Linked DNA regions of Homo sapiens: regions 1 and 2 are each linked to region 3. Evidence: chromatin contacts called from ENCODE Hi-C or POLR2A ChIA-PET data. All regions are on one chromosome and are shown on one strand. Each heading gives the region's core, a stretch centred on a gene start or an enhancer-like site at or near the end of the contact. The rest is flanking DNA. Distances are from core to core; before and after follow the strand shown.

Region 1 (3,425 bases), core at 596-3,095, 2.1 Mb after region 3:
AGCTTGCAGTGAAGCCAAGATCGCACCACTGCACTCCAGCCTGGGCGACAGTGCGAGACTCCGTCTCAAAAAAAAATAAATAAATAAATAAAAAGTCCTCCCCTTTTATGCCTTAATACTTTCTTTTTCTTTCTTTTCTTTTTTTTTTTTTTTTTGTGATGGAGTTTCGCTCTTGTTGCCCAGGCTCACTGCAACCTCCGCCTCCCGGGTTCAAGAATTCTCCTGCCTCAGCCTCCCGAGTAGCTGGGATTACAGGCATGTGCCACCACGCCCCGCTAATTTTGTATTTTTAGTAGAGATGGGGTTTCTCCATGTTGGTCAGGCTGGTCTCGAACTCCCGACCTCAGATGAGCCTTGGCCTCCCAAAGTGCTGGGACTACAGGCGTGAGCCACCGCGCCCAGCCCCTAATACTTTCAAACTGAGACCTCTGGCTTCATATAAAAGACCCCCAAGAAGCCATTCATAGAAAAACTTTACAATTAGCAAATGCTTGCACTGCCATCAATTTTTACAAACACTTGATCTTTACAATAAACCAATTAGATACACAAGGCTGATGTTACATTTTCATTTTACATTTAAGACCAAAGATATATAGCTAGAAAATAGCATAAGCCCAGCCTAGAATTCAAATTTTCAGACTCCAAGTTCAATACTCTTTCTACTCAAAAGCTACTATCTCTTGCATATTCTTTCTTTACATCATTTGCTCATTAAACAGAAAGGAGACCATCTTTGTATCGCCTGGTATCACTAGAGCACTGCTACAAAGAGCAGATTCCTCCCTACAATGTTTTCTAGAGTATATAAACAGTTCAACCCCAAGACACTGAGGCCAAAAGTTACTTTCAGTGCTTCCTGCAGTCTTCAAGTAAGAAAGAATTCTGGGATGCTGCGTGAAAGGGCCAAGAGGAGGCCTGGGCTATGCACAGTCCCTCCATGTCGCCCTACATAGTTCTCTATTTCTTCCAGTATCTGCCCTCTTTCCTCCACCCAAGAGTGTTTTTTTGGGTCTGACACCTCAACAAGGGCCCTTCTCAAACACAAACGACCCTAGTCGCCAAATAAACTCGTGCCCACAGCTAAGTCATCCTTGGCAAGCATGGCAGAGGCTCCTAGGAACATTTACGAGTGTCCTTCCTCTGTCCACATCCCTTGTCCGAAAAACTTCCATCTTCCAGAGTCCGGATCTTCTTGGCCCTCGCCCCCAACTGCTCGACGCGCACCCTTGCACCTCCTCCAAAACCTCCCAGCCTCCCAGGTTGGCGGGCGATACTTCCTATCTCTCCCAGCCCGGATCTCCTGGACTACAGCCCGCCGCCCCGATCTGGCCCCGGAAGATCGCGGCCCCTTTCGCTACCCCCGAGCCCGAGGCCCAACGGCCCGGTCCCTGCCCCGCCTCCCCGCCCAAGGCGCCAAGTCCTCGGGGCTCCGTCTCCAGGCCCGGGCCGGTCTCCAAGGCCCCGCACACTCCAGGAAGACGGGAAAGGGGCTGTAGTGGTGCCCAGGGCACGGGGCGAGCTGGGCGCTCTGGTAGGAAGGCTCCAGGCCCGGCCGTCTCCGGCTCCCGCGGCCCCGACAGCCCTCTGGCTCCGCCGGCCCGCGCCTCCGCGGCCTGCCCTCACCTGATCCAGGTTCTCGTCGCTGCCGCTGTCCTCTGTGTCCGAGTCGATCACGACGCGGCCTTTCCGCTTCTTTACCATGGTGGTCCCCCGGCTCCCACGCCGGCCGCCGCCCGGACTCCCCTCTTGCCCGCCTGCCAGTGGGACCGCCACTGCCGCCGCCGCCGCCGCTGCTCGACCCACACAAAGGCGACCGCGCATGCGCGCTCCGCTCCGCCCCCCTGGCCCCGCCCCCTGCTCGCCGCACGCCGTTCGCAGGTCGCCGGGTGCCCCGCCCTGCCCCGCCCCCGACGCAGCGTGAGAGGCGGGGCCTTCCCCCGTCGCTGGTTCCCGGCAGAGAGTGGTGGTGGCTTTACCCGCGACTGCCCTGGAGTCCTTGGCTGTATCTCTGCTGCGGAGCCGAAGTTTGGTGGGCTCTCTTCCTATCGGGGGCTGGAGCCGCAAGGATCCAGGTTCTCTCTGAGGGGGCTCACGTGTCTACCTACTTTCAAGCTGTCCAACACTGATGGCGTGTACTTAAGGGGCCGACGGCCTGGAAGACATAAGTCGCCTGGACCACGCGGTGGACACCGGTTGGGGGCTGGAGACTGCCGACCCGGGCTGTGCGAATGACAGCTGAGCTGGGACCTGGAGAATGCATCTGAATTACCCAAAAGGAGAGTAGAGTGTTGCATGCAGAGAACAGCGTAGGCAAAATGGCCCGGCGATAATAAAGTTAGGTTCGGAGAACTGAAGTTAGTTATGGCCAGAGCAGAGATTGTGGGTGGGGATAGGCGACAGACCAGGCTGGAGAAGGACACGGCGACTGCCTCACTCAGATCCTAATAAGTAAGCTGAATTAGGGAGTTTGAACTTGAGTATTGAAAGATTTTAAACTGAAGAACCACATGATTTGATTTGTGTGTGGTTTTGTGTTTTAGTAGAGACGGGGCCTCCCTATATTGCCCAGGCTGGTCTCGAACCCCTGGGCCCAAGGGATCCTCCTGCCTTGGCCTCCCAAAGTGCTGGGATTACAGGCGTGAGCTACCGTGCCCAGCCTGATTTGTGGTGGTGTTTTTTTGTTTGTTTGTTTGTTTGTTCGTTTGTTTTGGAGACGGAGTCGCTCTTGTTGCCCGGCCTGGAGTGCAGTGGCAGCTCACTGCAACTCCGCTTCCCAGGTTCAAGCGATTCTCCTGCCTCAGCCTCCTGAGTAGCTGGGATTACAGGCTCCTGCCACCACGCCCGGCTAATTTTTTTTTTTTTTTTTTTTTTGAGACGGAGTTTCGTTCTTGTCGCCCAGGCTGGAGTGCAATGGCGCGATCTTGGCTCACTGCAACTTCTGCCGCCTGGGTTCAAGCGATTCTCCAGCCTCAACCTCCGGAATAGATGGCATTACAGACGCCCTTCACCACGCCCTGCTAATTTTTGTATTTTCAGTAGAGATGGGGTTTCAGCATGTTGGCCAGGCTGGTCTCAAACTCCTGGCCTCCGGTGATCCGCCCGCCTCAGCCTCCCAAAGTGCTGGGATTATAGGCATGAGCCACTGCACCCAGGCCTGATTTGTGTTTTTCAAAGATTACTCTGACCGCAGTATGGCGAATGGACTAAGGGCAGGGAGATCGCTTGGATTGTTGTTGTCTTCTTGGCAAGAGATGATGGTGTCCTGACCTAAGGACGAAGCTGTGGGAATGGAAAGAAGTGGATGGACTCTGGATAATTTGGAACGTAGAATCCCCAGGATTTGGGATAGGGGTAAGGGAAGGAGTGCTCCCAGATACCTATTGATGTTCAGATTCTAGCTTAGGAAGCTAGTGGCAGGTGAG
Region 2 (3,452 bases), core at 632-3,131, 2.3 Mb after region 3:
GCTTGTTGAATCCAAACTGCTTGCGTCTCCACTCCGAGGGTCAGAGTAAGTCAGTGGCCAAACAAGTACTGCAAATTATAAAGAGCTAACTACTTTGGGTCATTCAAATCGTGAAAAGGACTGCCTTGGTAGGTGGAGAGGTTACCATCATTAAATGTCTTTACAGAGAGGCTTAAGGGCCATATTTTAGGGGAGGCTGAAAGAAGCAAACCAGTCCAGAAAGGGGTGGGGCTAGAAAACATCCCTTCCAACTTGAAAACTCCAGAAAGTTGAACTTGTCACAAAGCAGAGAACAGCACTTAAACAGGCCTGAAAAATTCTGTAGTTCCCCATAGCACTCCTCAGTACTATCTGCATATGGGCCGGAGTGAGTTACTGGTCATGTCATTATCAAAGACAAGTATGATGAAGAGACAGAGCTCAGGTGCTACATCCTTCATTAACTCAATAAGAATCATAAAGGTTTACTGAAAAGATAAAATATTGTATGCATCAATACAATTGTATCATACATTGCATTATCAAGGACTATTCAAAGTTATGATGGTATTTTACAGCGCTTCAGAATCCCGAGTCCTTTTGCTCCTTTGTTCAGACTAATGAGGAAGAGACTGGACTATAAAAAAAAAAATCAGTTCTGCAGGGCACGGTGGCTCACACCTGTAATCCCAGCACTTTGGGAGGCCGAGGTGGGTGGATCACTTGAGGTCAGGAGTTCGAGGCCAGCCGGGCCAACATAGTGAAACCCCATCTCTACCAAAAATACAAAAATTAGCCAAGCGTGGTGGCAGGCACCTGTACTCCCAGCTACCTGGGAGGCTGAGGCAGGAGAACTGCTTGAACCTGGGAGGCGGAAGTTGCAGTGTGCCGAGATCACGCCACTGCACTCCAGCCTGGTTGACAGAGGGAGACTCCGTTTCAAAAAAAAAAAAAAAAAAAATCAGTTCCTAGTACAAATTCACACGGAGATTTTTGGAGCACATCCAATTTCAATAGCGAATAAAAAAGTACACCAGCATAGTAGAAATCAATACATATATGAGATTAGGACAGCAAGTATCGTCGTGTAAGTAAAAAACTGGTGGTCACAGTATCCGTGTTTTTTCTCTAGAAGTTCAGATTGAAAGAAGTCTCACAATCCCAGACCCCTGATTGTTTAAAGGTCTCCAGGCATCGGGTCATGTCTCCCAAAGCCTTACTACACGGTCTTGCTTTCTGGGTGGTTTTCCCAATTTGTGACAAGAACTTGTTTGTAATTTCCCATAGTTGTCAGAGGTTTTAGGTCCTTACCCAGAAACGGATTTTCTACAGAATCCATCTCGAGTTCCTGAATTTGCTTCTCGGGCTTTACCTACTGTTCAGGATGCCTCTTCATAGGGAAGGGTGGTGCGAGGCAACAGAAAGGAAAGGAGTTCGGGGACTTTGATGGGCAGGGTGCAGAAAAGGGGGGCGTCGACGCTCTACGAGTGATCAAGAGTCCCGATTTTGAAGGGAAGGACAGCCCCACAGTAGCTAGAGCCCCGCTCCAGGAAGCTGCAGCTGGAAGAACAGGTCTTCCAGCTCTCGGTCCCCAAACCTGGAGGCTGCCCAGGACCCCCCAACCTCACAGGCACCCGAGCTCCAGACCTTAGCGACAGCCGCCCTTGGTTGTGAGGCCAGCCTGAGGCGCCCGGCGTTCCCACCCCCAACCCGAACTCACAGCCGGTCTCCTTCTTGATCTCCTCGAGCTCTTCGTCCCGCAGTAACGTGGAGGCCCGAGAACCCATCGCCGTGCCGGGAGCTCCTCCGGGAGCAGCGGCGCCAGAAGAGACGGCGACAGGAGGGAAGGAGGGAGGGAAGGAAGGGCTAGGGGTCAAGAAGGGAGAGGGCAGTGTTTCCACTGCGGACCCGGGAGGGAACCCAGGGGTGGTGCGCTGGGGAGGGCGGCCCCGAGGACCCGCCAATCAGGCGCGAGGCAGCGCCCGGCTCAGGAGCCAACGTCAGCGTTCGAGTTCCAGCCCCGAATGAATCAGCCCAGCTCCAGCCCAAGTCCTGCTGAAGACGGACCCCGCCCCCGGAACCGCAGCTGCCACCGGCCTTAAAGGGGCGATGCCACTCGGTCGCTAACGACGCAATTAAAAGGGCAACGTCATTGACCAACAGTTTTACAACAAACTAACCTGCGACAGGCAGCGTAGTCTACCTTTTCTCACAGGAATCGAACACTAGGAATCCTACTCGATAGGTGGCACGGATTGCGGAGAGAAACTTCGCGTGGGGGGGAACCCTAGGGTGTACCCTTCGGGGACTGCACGCGCTCTTCATCTTTCCTGGCTGCCGTCCTCCTCCCGGCCGCAGGGGGCGCTGGGGAGCCGGCCTCGGGGCCGCGTGCTGATTGGCTCCTCGGGAAACAGACGAGACTGGACGTTGGGCCGGGCGGGCGTCGCCTCTGCGGCGTGTGTCCCCGGCGTCGCGGACCTTTCTCCAGGTTTTCAGCCTGTGATTTGATAACCGCCGCCGGGTGGCGTGGAGCGTCCCGAGACTTCTTCCTTCATTGCAGCCCCTCTTCTTTTAGTTCTAGACTGAAGTTCGAGGAACGCACCACTTGGCTGAAATTAGGATCCAGATTTCCCAAACTTCCTTCGGAGGAAAAAGCCCTAACGATGGAGGACAGTGAATTCCTAGCTTATGGTCCGCCATTTATTTGAAGTTCCTTATTTTGTCTTAAAAATGAGAAATTTTGCATTTTATTCTCATGGTGTATTGTTTGTTTTGATTAAAAAGGTAGGCCTGGCACGGTGGCTCACGCCTGTAATCCCAGCACTTTGGGAGGCCGAGGTGGGCAGAACACCTGAGGTCGTGAGTTCGAGACCAGCCTGACCAATATGGAGAAACCCCATCTCTAATAAAAATACAAAATTATCCGGGTGTGGTGCCGCGTGCCTGTAATCCCAGCTACTCGGGAGGCTGAGGCAGGAGAATCGCTTGAACCCGGGAGGCGGAGGTTGCAGTGAGCCGAGATCGCGGCATTGCTCTCCAGCCTGGGTGACAGAGCAAGACTCCGTCTCAAAAAAAAAAAAAAAAAAAGGTAAAAGCCACCCGTTAAATTAGTGCCTACTCTCAGGTGAACCAGTTCTTACTGCTTCACCTGCCTTACCCCTTCACACCTGTTTGGTTAGAACACGTATAAGATAAGGAAGAACCGAATTCTGACTGCTGTTAGTACCCAAGTACCAGGATATTTTTGTCGTAGCAGGCTTTCCCAGGTCAACTTAAGTTACTAGTTTTAAGTGTTACCTAAGGCTTTACAGCTTAGCCTGAGGCCCCACACGTTCCCTGCAAGCTGAGGTTCTAGTTTGAAGAACTAGAGTTTTGTTTGTTTGTTGTTGTTGTTGTTGTTTGAGACGGAGTTTTTGCTCTTCTGCCCAGGCTGAAGTGCAAAGGCGCCATCTCAGCTCACCGAAACTTCCGCC
Region 3 (3,519 bases), core at 144-2,643:
TAATCATGCTGCTAAACAAGAGACTTAACCTCTCTCAGAGCCTACTTCATAAACTATGAAATGAGTATAATATTAGTACCATCCTCCGATAATGCTGTGAGGTTTGAATTGTATAAAAGATGAAAAAAAAGCTTCTTCATTCCTAGACTTCCAAATCTGCAATGTACAAATGCCACTGGAAGTCTTTCTCCCTTTTGTGGAAGATTTCTGAGAGGTCATCTAGGTGATCAAGGAAATCATAAATCAGGATCTCAGACCAGATCAACTCTGGAGTACTCTTAGCTCCCAGGTAAACCCAGAACTAAAGATGCCTGCAGTATGAGATTTGAAGTCCTATTCATGTCCTTGCTTTCCCATTTCAGACAGCAATGCAGACCCCGGTTCCAGGGGTTAATGAGCTGCTGTATTAATTCAGGGTAACTGTTGTATTGGTAGAAGTAATAGAGCTATCACTTCCTAAGTCCGTCAGTGGAAATGGAGAGTCAGACCGAAGGCCTCCAGACTGGTCCCTCAGCCTGTATTTTTATTTATTTATTTATTGAGATGGAGTCTAGCTCTGTCGCCCAGGCTGGACTGCAATGTCATGATCTCAGCTCACTGCAACCTCTGTCTCCTGGGTTCAAGCAATTCTCCTGCCTCCCGAGTAGCTGGGATTACAGGTGTGCACCACCACCCTCGGCTAATTTTTGTATTTTTAGTAGAAGAGGGTTTCAACATGTTGTCCAGGCTGGTCTCAAACTCCTAACCTCAAGTGATCCACCCACCTCGGCCTCCCAAAGTGCTGGGATTACAGGCATAAGCCACCATGCCCGGCCCTGTGTTTTTTAGAGTCTTAGAATATTAGTTATGAATTATAAGCCCCCTTCTATTTCCTATAGGTATCCAATAGTAAAAGAATCAGAGAGTTATTGAAACTCAGTTTTCCACTGTCCTAATTGTTTCTGAATTTGTATTAGAATGCTCGGAAGATCCAGATTTTTTGTAGGGGTTAGAAAGTCACCACTGGAGAGACTACCTGGTGCAAAAATCACCTTTGAAAGCTTTTACCAGACTTGACCACTAGAAGGAGCTGGGCCACTGACTCTTTATCAGAGGGTCCCTTCTTTTCTGTGTGTGGGTATGTCAATGTGGAGGGGGCAGTGCCTAGGAATAAGTGCACTCTCCTTGTCACTGTAGGATACATTTTTGTCTGCTTTCTCAGCATTTTGGCCCAGGGCTTGAGGATAGGTGATAGGAATGGTGGCCCAGCCTGTGGGGTAGTCAAGCCATAAGGCACTAGCATATCCCCTTGAGCTCATCCCAGCTGCCTGGTCCCCTTTGCGTCCTCACTAACAGAAGGCTGGAGGGAGGGGCAGTGTCTGCAGCTGCTCTGGGCTGACTGTTGTTTGTGGGGACAGCTGAAAGAGGAGCCAGCAGGGGTGGGGCTGTGGCTGTCTTGAGCTGTGTGGGTTTTTCCAGGAAATTCTCTACTATTCTCCTGTGACATAGACAGACCATGATAAAAATGTCCAAACCTAAAAATATGCAGTATGCCAAAGTAAGCTCTGATCTAGGGTACATGGCCCTAAGCTCCTTGAGGACACCACAGACAAACTCTTTGATGGAAAGGGCCTAGTAGGTGTTTATATATCAATGCTCATTTCTAAGAAGTGCCTGAGAATAACTATGTTCTCTCTGTAAGTGTCTTCCCAAGTATCGCTGCATCTTAATCTGAAGAATGGCTAAGTACTTTGGTTTAACTTCTTTTCATTTCTTACATTATTCCAGAAAGCAGCCTACTCTCAAGTCTCTGTAGCCAAAAGGACAAGGTTAGAGCATTCAGTGTGAATTATTAACATCAGCAGATAATCCCCAAACTTCTGTTCAGTCATTAATTTCATCCTCTGTCATCCCTGTATCTGGCCTTTCACCAAAGCTCCTAGGAGTACTAAGTGGTAAAACTGCCGATTTTCATCATTAGGGATAAATGGAGGAAGCCATGACATGAGTAATTCTAAACAGAAACATTCTCAAAAGAGTGAGTAGCCTGCTTTACAGGAAGCCAGTCACATCAGGAAGATGTCAGCCTCACATATATTAATATAAAATTGCTGTATATATTCCTAGGCTAATGGAGCTTTAGTCATATTAGCCTTATTTTCTCCAACTTCCTAGCAGCATCTATAAGTATCAGTGATCAGGAAGTGATCAAAGATTTGGCAGTTAGGAGCAGTGGAAAAGGAGGAGAGATAATTAAGGAAAGGTGACTACTATACTGAGTAATTGAGAATTATCTGTATAAGACATGAATTCAATCATTCAGTTGCAGTGGCTGTTGACCTGGATGGATTTTATATTCCACTAAGCTGATGGATTGGTGTGTCAACATTTTCCAGTAACATGACTAGATGCCTAGCTCCTTTTTCTTTTTTTTTTTTTCCTGAGATGGAGTTTCACTTTTGTTGCCCAGGCTGGAGTGCAATGGCACGATCTTGGCTCACTGCAACCTCTGCCTCCCGGGTTCAAGCGATTCTCCTGCCTCAGCCTCCTGAGTAGCTGGGATTACAGGCATGCACCACCACGCCCAGCTAGTTTTGTATTTTTTAGTAGAGGCGGGGTTTCTCCGTTGGTCAGGCTGGCCTCGAACTCCCGACCTCAGGTGATCTCCCCGCCTCAGCCTCCCAAAGTGTTGGGATTACAGGTGTGAGCACTGTGCCCGGCCTTAGTTCTTTTATAATAGCATGTAGAGCTTTCCGTAGTCACCTCACAGACATCTGTCATGGAATGGTAGTGCCTAACATCTTATTTTCTCAAATCTCTAACCCACCCATTCCTCCCACCCAGCAGAATGGGAAACTGCATTATGTGAGCTTTGATCTGGGCCAAATCTCAGAGTACAACTTGATCTTGTAGCAGTAAATTCAGGAGCCCCTCCTTCCACTCTGGATTTGATGGTGCCCATCATCATGTAAGTACCAAGATTCTGCTCTGCCCTGGAGATCTGTTGGCTAAGCCGAAGCAGGAACCAGAAACCCTGAAACCTGTGCAGCCTAAATAAAAATGCTAAACAAGGGTCAAGGAAGATGAATGGGGGATTCTGGGGTGTCTGTAAAGGGAAGCAGGGAGACCCGGGGTATGCAGAAAGGGGAACACAAATGAAGAGAGTGAATTTTTGCGTGAGAGATGATTGATCACTAAGAGGAGTCCCTCATTTCTTTAGTGCATGTCAACAGCTATCCACAAACAACCCTCTTCTCAAGGAGAAGTTATGTTCTCCAGTCTCCCTCCAGTATCAAACCATGTCTGCAAAGTATATTTGGTATGTGGGGACAGCTATGGAATTCCATGATTTTCCTCCTCTATAAAGTTCCTCCCTTCTCCTCCACTCAAACCTCCCGCAAGGCCACTTCTCCCAGGGAGACTGGACCTCTGTGACCAGCTCTTACCCAAAGGACTGAAATAAAACATTAGTCCTAACCTTTGACCTCTGAGGAGAAGTGAGCTAGGTGCCGGGTAATGAAGAGTCTCAACTGTTGGTTC

What was found. A loop is a pair of places that touch in the nucleus more often than their neighbours do. ChIA-PET counts read pairs that join two places held with the same protein, here RNA polymerase II (POLR2A). Pooled maps may share reads with other maps.
Region 1: a loop to region 3 is called in a pooled map, with 4 times the contacts of the local background. The contact joins the promoter of RTF1 here to the enhancer-like site in region 3. A Hi-C loop is called at or near these places in 3 of 50 pooled maps. POLR2A ChIA-PET finds 5 or more read pairs at or near these places in 3 of 52 experiments (H1, activated CD8-positive, alpha-beta T cell and activated T-cell).
Region 2: a loop to region 3 is called in a pooled map, with 5 times the contacts of the local background. The contact joins the promoter of CHP1 here to the enhancer-like site in region 3. A Hi-C loop is called at or near these places in 6 of 50 pooled maps. POLR2A ChIA-PET finds 5 or more read pairs at or near these places in 2 of 52 experiments (PC-3 and activated CD4-positive, alpha-beta T cell).

The regions. Positions count from the first base shown.
Region 1 is chr15:41,415,515-41,418,939 of GRCh38, reverse strand. It overlaps RTF1 (RTF1 homolog, Paf1/RNA polymerase II complex component), which reads right to left and starts at 1,845. Exons shown (of 18, transcript NM_015138.5): 1 at 1,627-1,845. The coding sequence starts at 1,824. RefSeq lists a silencer at 1,366-1,955 and an enhancer at 2,016-2,115.
Region 2 is chr15:41,229,697-41,233,148 of GRCh38, reverse strand. CHP1 (calcineurin like EF-hand protein 1) reads right to left here and starts at 1,881. Exons shown (of 7, transcript NM_007236.5): 1 at 1,700-1,881. The coding sequence starts at 1,766. It overlaps EXD1 (exonuclease 3'-5' domain containing 1), which reads left to right and starts at 2,392. Exons shown (of 12, transcript NM_001286441.2): 1 at 2,392-2,670. RefSeq lists enhancers at 2,038-2,097, 2,118-2,187 and a silencer at 2,308-2,367.
Region 3 is chr15:43,512,230-43,515,748 of GRCh38, reverse strand. It overlaps a transcript of MAP1A not described here. Among named protein-coding and RNA genes, the nearest start is that of MAP1A, 3.6 kb to the left of the region's middle. Within about 2 kb of position 1,393, at least 4 of the 41 ENCODE cell types and tissues checked have a DNase peak (open chromatin) inside an H3K27ac peak, as active enhancers do.